Linked DNA regions of Homo sapiens: region 2 is linked to region 1. A link is a contact called in ENCODE Hi-C or POLR2A ChIA-PET data. All regions are on one chromosome and are shown on one strand. Each heading gives the region's core, a stretch centred on a gene start or an enhancer-like site at or near the end of the contact. The rest is flanking DNA. Distances are from core to core; before and after follow the strand shown.

Region 1 (3,181 bases), core at 389-2,888:
AAGGTTTGGGCATCGGTGTGACTGTGTAACACTAGAGTTCTATCTACCATCTCTTAAACTACAGGTAGTCTTACCGGTGTGGGCTGACCTTCCGGTTATCAGGCAGCCTGCTGCAACCACTAGAAACTGCCTTTGAAGGTTTCCAGTCCGGCACAACATTTGTGTTCTCATTAAACAGTAGAGCATAGGCTTTGGGGACACACAGCTCTGGGCTCAAGCCTTAGCTGTTGCTGCTCTGAGCCTGTTCCCTCGCGTAGAAAGGCAATCATAATACTCCCTACTTTATGGGGCAGTTGTGGGAATGGAATTAAATGCTAATGTGGGCCGGGTGCAGTGGTTCACGCCTGTAATCCCAGCACTTTGGGAGGCTGAGGAGGGCAGATTGCTTGAGCCCAGGAGTTTGAGACCAGCCTGGCAACATGGCGAAACTCCATCTCTAAAAAAGTACAAAAATTAGCCAGGCGTGGTGGCTGTAGTCCCAGGTACTTTGGAGGCTGAGGTGGGATGATCACCTGAATCTGGGGAGGTCGAGGTTGCAGTGAGCTGAGATTGCACCACCGCACTGCAACCTGGAGTGCAGGCTGGAGGAAGAGAAATATATGGGTCAATTAGGCAAATCACTCAGATCGTAAGTAGATATACTAGTAAAATAGCGTGACTTAGGGTCCTTCACTGGAAGCCTGGTATTAATGCTTCCATTGTGTGGGTGGGGGAAGGAGAGAGTGTCTCCAGCTCTCTGTCTGTGAGGTCTCCCAGCCGAATATTGGCCAAGGGAGTGAAACCAGAAGCAAGACTACCATGAGACAACGTTCCAGAGAAAGGAGGGACTAACCAGAGCAGGTGCCCAGCTTTGGCCAGTCAGGCTCATCTTCCAGTCCTCAGTAGATTATTATCAACTTTAAGTGATGTCACAGACTCCCTTCCTCCAAAGCTGTGGACCTCTTCCTTCCCATGCCTCTTGTTACTTGGAAGTCACTCTACTTCCAAACATGTCGGCTGGAGATCCCTGATGGGCCAGTTACTACTTTCAGGCTCTGTAGGTTTAAAGAATGGTTATATCCAGTTAGTTACAAATAGAAATCGATCCTTTCTCTGTCCGTCTGTCTAAACGGAAGGATATTCTGTGGACGCTGATTAGGTATAAAATCTCCACGGAGCCTGAGCATGAAGAATTGACCTTCTTAGGGTTCCACAGAAACCAGAATAGACTTCTGTGTTTGGTAGCTTTGTAACTTACGCCCGTTGAGGTGTACGGTTGAAAATTGAGAATAAATTTCCTGTTCTGTTTCTGAGCATCTTTTCCAGGCTTGGAGATGCGTTGAGCATTTCCACGGAGACCCTAGAGGTGGGGAGGGGAAGAACGCCTGGGCATTTGTCCAAATTAGCCATATGCTGTGGAGTGTCACATGTCAGGAAGCCAAGGCACTGGAGCTAGTGTTTTTGGGCAGGGCTAGGGAACCCCCCGCCTTTCCTCCACCCAAACGCAGGCCCCCACACCCAGCGTCCTGGGCCCTGCAGGGGAATGACACTGTTGGTTTCACTCTCAGGAATGAGCCTAGATTTGGAGGTAACCTCTTCCTGACCCCGATGATTTCACTCTGATGCCAAAACCAGTCTGAAGTGGGTGTGGTTTTGCATTTGGTGTTTACAAGGTGGAGTGGTGCCCTCTGCACGGAAGGGAGAGGTGGGCAGGTACGGCAGGGCCCTGCTCCCTCGGGAGTCTCCTCTGAACCTGTGGTTAGGGCACAGCTGGACAATGCTGAAATGGTCTCCAGCTGGGAGATGAGGTAAACCTCAGCTGCATGCCGAAGAAATAACCTAGAAATCAGAGAACCGTTTTATTTTGTTTTTCTCAGAGGATCTCATTTCTCCCTCTCCTCCTGAGCACAGAGACCCTCAAAACTGGTATTCACAGAAGGAAAAAATATAGGTCTTTCACCTTTGAAGGATCAAAGTGTCTAGGGTTTTTTGTGGTTTTTTTTTTTTTTTTTTGAACAAAGCTGAACTATTACAAAGTCCTTTTCAGTTTAAATTTAGTGCATGGCATGGCTCATGAAAGACTTTTAAAAGTGAATTGGAAAATTCTAAATGTACTTGTATTATACATGTGAAAGGATGACTTCTTAAAAAAAGAATAATGTCTGTCCCAAACGGGAGAAGGAAGGAACTCTAGCTTTTAAACTGCACTACATTAGTGAGTTACATGACAATTCTCCTTTTAACAGGATGGAATGCACTTAAAGCAGTAATGTGCTATGGTGACAGTAATGACAGACAATGTTAATTGACAGAATGGCTACTCTGAACCAGGCACTGTCTTGTACTCCTGTTATCTCAGTGGTCTTCACACTTATTCTGTTAGGCAGGACTGTCATCCTCCCCACATTACAGATGAGGAAACTGACTGAGGCTTAGAGAGGAGACTTTGCAAAGATCATGTGATTAAAAAATGGTAGAGGTGGCAAAACAGCCTGTGTTTTTAACACTGTCCCATGTCAGCTCTTATTCCAGATCATCACATAAAGTCTAATCTCTAATCTTGAAAACCGAAAAGCACCTGCCACCTCAGATAAGAGAGACCAAGACCCTAGACATTCGACTTGTGTTGAATTCACTCTTATTTTGTTTTGATGTTTGTAATCCCAGAGCCATACTTGTTAATGAGCTGAAGTAGAGTGAATGCTGTCCCCTCCCTGAGGCCTGGGGCTCATCATCAGCTCTCCAGGCTCCCCTTTCAGAGGGGATGGTGAGCACCTTCGGAGAGGGCAGGGATGGACACACAAGACAGCCTCAGTTATGTGAGTTCATCCCCTCCCCTGCCTGCTGTGGGTGAGATGGAGAAAAAAGCACTGGACCCTCCTGGGCATCACAGCCTTGTACTTAGCGAGTGGCTGAGGTCATCAGTAGCCCAGGTCATCAGTAGTGTGGAATTAAGTGCACTGAATAGTGTTGGCCCCTGAGCTTTGTTTGACAGATTTAGGGGGTCAGCTCACCACTTTCCCCTCTTGCTTCTGTCTGATCATTGCTCTGTTTGTTAATACCAAGGAAGAAAGTGAATAGAACTTTTTAGAGAGCCAAAAAAACTTTATTAGACTTTATGCCATTCATTATACTTAGCAGTGTTGAGGGAAGGATTTGTGAGACGATATATTCAAACTAATGGGCATGAGACCAAGAAGGG
Region 2 (3,181 bases), core at 415-2,914, 64 kb after region 1:
TGTGTAATAAAAGCGAGTATTGAAAAGGCCCTTTCTCTGCATAGTTTTTTACTGTTTAGGTACTGGAGAGATGGAAGATTCACAGTGGCCTTGATTTCAGTGCCTACTCTGTGCATTGTATTGATAGTTCCATTACATATATTAGCACAGTTCATTTGTAAAGCTGATTTGCAAATGAGGAAATTGGGATGTTATGTTAAAAAAACTTGCCCAAGGTTATATCTTGTGTTGCTTCGTGCATAGATATTTTTAAGTAAAAAGGGGTTATAGTGTATTTAAGAGCTTTAACTGCTTTTTATTTATCATAAGACTGTAGTGAAGACATCTTTTTATGTCGATAAAGGTAGACCTGTATCTTCATTTTTAATGACCACATCATATCTCATAGAGGTACCATAGTAGATTCAGCCATTTCCCTGTTAATGAACATGTAGAGTGTTTGCAGTTTCAGGCTATCACAAGTAAGCTGTAGTAAGTATACACATATATTTGTGTGTATACTTGATACTATCCTTAGGATATTATTCCAGATGTGTGATTGCAGAGTCCAAGAGGATACAAATTTCCAATGTTGACATATGTTTTGACATTAACTTCCAGGAAATTCATACCAATTCACATCCTTGCCAATATCCCATATTGGCCTTTGTTTAAATGTGTGCTAAATCCCTCATTTGCCCTATCGTGATTATTACACATTGCATACCTGTATCAGAATAGTTCATGCAATCCACAAATATATACACCTACTATATACCTAAAAAAATGAAAAGGTAAATACTAAATCAATAAATGTGTGATAAGCTGATGAACAATAACGTTTTCATTGGCATCTTTATATGATTTTGAAATATTTTATTTGCAAAACAGAAATGAGCAGCCTTCCGCTATGCACGTCATTTAGTCATTAAAGTGAATGACAGTGATACTTTAATTGACCCAGTGTGTTTCATTTTTTTTATGCTCAAGATGTGAAATTTTGTAATTGTAACAATTACAAATGAAGAGCTTGAATATCGATTATATATTATTCTTATTTACACAGCTAATATTTCAAGAATGTTTCTAGTCTCATGTTTTGTACAGAAAATCTCCATATTTTTTAGTCATTTTCTCATATGCACTGTTTATAATAGAATGGTAGTATAGAGAACCCTAAATTTCATACAATGAAAGACCACTTATGTTTGGAATGAGTTATATTGAGAATGTAATAATTGAATATAGTTGTATTTGACTTTCAGGTAATATTTTTTCACTAAATCAGTGACTAATGCAATCTCAACCAGGAAGTAGCCAGAAAGCTCCTTATTTCCTTCCTTTCCTTACTTGTCAGTGATGGAAATGGATAATAAAATGTCTCATAAGGTGATCCCACCAGGGCACAGCCATTCTCTCTCTGCGTAAGCTTGAACTTGTCTGGCTCACACTCCCCTTGGGAAGAAGAGAATTAAGCTGGGGCGTAATGAAGTGGTTCTGTCCAGAGAAACATTCCTAGTGGCTGAATTATGAGGAGGAGGAAGTACACATTCCTGTGTCCCTTTTATTCCATGTTGGACTTCGTACAACGTGGAGCCACAGCCAAGAGATGGGAATAGGAAGTCCTAGAACTTTTTGCAAAAAGTCTGTGCTCTCTAGCTTTCACTACTGAAAGCTTCAAGATCTGATGTGGCCATATCCTCCTGGGCAGCTGAAAATTGAGTCTGTGCCACCAGTTGACTGGGTTGCCCTCCCTGCTGTGTTGAGATCCAGCTCTGGGAAAGTAGCCTCACATGCAGGAAGCCAGCATCTTTCACTGCCCCTTATCTCTGTGCCAGACAGACAATGCAGCCTTCTTGACAGACCTATTACTAACAAGGGAGGTGGCCCGTAGGCTAGTCATTAATTCATCTGATGCATATTGTATGCCTACTGGGTCTCATGCTCCGTGCTGGGGATTCAGAAGTGAACCTGCCTAATATAGTCCCTGCCGTCATGGCACTTACGGTCCAGTGGTAGACTGATAATGACCACACTAGACTGATAATGACATTAGTAATCAATTAAGTCTGAGACATGCTACAACAGCAAACCATGTGGTAGTGCTGTGAGCGGGTGTAACAGGGGTCCTAACTCAGCCCACCCTTTGCTGAGCAGAGCATGGCAAAGAGCACATTCCGCCTGGGAGGCCACCCTAGGGAGCACCAGGCACAAACCCTGCATGGTCCAGACACGCAGAAAACTGATGGGATTGCATGCATGGCCTTTTGAGGGTAGACTCTCTGGGCCTGTGGTTGCTTCATGGCTGAAGTCCAGCTCCTTGTGGGAATGGCCATCCCACTGGCACTGTCGCTGACCACTACCTGTGTTTGGGCTGGTTCAGGCGCAGTTTGACATCGCAGTGGCCAGCGAGATCATGGCGGTGCTGGCCCTGACGGACAGCCTCGCAGACATGAAGGCACGGCTGGGAAGGATGGTGGTGGCCAGTGACAAAAGCGGGCAGCCTGTGACAGCAGATGATTTGGTGAGTGTTTCCAACTCGGAAGCTTCAGGGAGTGGACGGTCCTCGTTCTTCGTTACCAGAAAAAGAAAGGTTTTCTTCCTTTTATCAGTGAGTGTAATGAGGATACAGAAAAAGTTTCCACACACACATTTCTTCCCCGACAAGCATGTTTGCCTAACTGCTTCCTAATGTTCTCATAGTCATATATGACGTGCTTATGCCTGGCTGCAACAAAAACATGTGAAATTTATTTCAGGAGCTTTCCACCATCCTTGCCAATCCTGATCTCTGCTTCTGCCTGGGCTGGGGAGGAGTCACCCCCCTGCAGTCACTTGGTGACTTTTAAAAAATGTACCTTCTATGCCTGCCTGAAATTGAGGGCAAATCACCTTTCCAAGGAACAGAAGGAAGTGGCTCTGCTTCCATGAACAGGAAGATAAAGTTAAAATTGGCACATTTCTGGCACCAGCCTGGCTTATTATTTAATTTGGGGCCTTAGATTTGGGTTTTGTATTATAAAAGCAAATCTCTGCCTCAATCAGTCTTGCTTTTCTAGTTCCCCTTTGAGTAGTTGTGGTGCTTTCTGTAAAGCTTCCATGGAACACCATTTCCTTTTTTAGTGCTTTTTCTAATTGGCATGCTAGTCTTCTTTTCTTCTTCGTCTTTCTGGTATAATAACAACCTTTCCTGTTAACTTTT

The links. A loop is a pair of places that touch in the nucleus more often than their neighbours do. ChIA-PET counts read pairs that join two places held with the same protein, here RNA polymerase II (POLR2A). Pooled maps may share reads with other maps.
Region 2: a map of endothelial cell of hepatic sinusoid shows a loop between it and region 1 (5-fold over the local background). The contact joins two enhancer-like sites. A Hi-C loop is called at or near these places in 2 of 168 maps with a recorded cell type or tissue (endothelial cell of hepatic sinusoid and posterior vena cava), 1 of 37 single-sample maps with no recorded cell type and 1 of 50 pooled maps. POLR2A ChIA-PET finds 5 or more read pairs at or near these places in 3 of 52 experiments (AG04450, HCT116 and activated T-cell).

Annotation. Positions count from the first base shown.
Region 1 is chr6:150,893,640-150,896,820 of GRCh38, forward strand. All of the region lies in intron 7 of MTHFD1L (methylenetetrahydrofolate dehydrogenase (NADP+ dependent) 1 like), which reads left to right. Among named protein-coding and RNA genes, the nearest start is that of MTHFD1L, 30 kb to the left of the region's middle. Within about 2 kb of position 1,639, at least 4 of the 41 ENCODE cell types and tissues checked have a DNase peak (open chromatin) inside an H3K27ac peak, as active enhancers do.
Region 2 is chr6:150,957,913-150,961,093 of GRCh38, forward strand. MTHFD1L (methylenetetrahydrofolate dehydrogenase (NADP+ dependent) 1 like) reads left to right here. Exons shown (of 28, transcript NM_015440.5): 18 at 2,363-2,503. Among named protein-coding and RNA genes, the nearest start is that of MTHFD1L, 94 kb to the left of the region's middle. Within about 2 kb of position 1,665, at least 2 of the 41 ENCODE cell types and tissues checked have a DNase peak (open chromatin) inside an H3K27ac peak, as active enhancers do.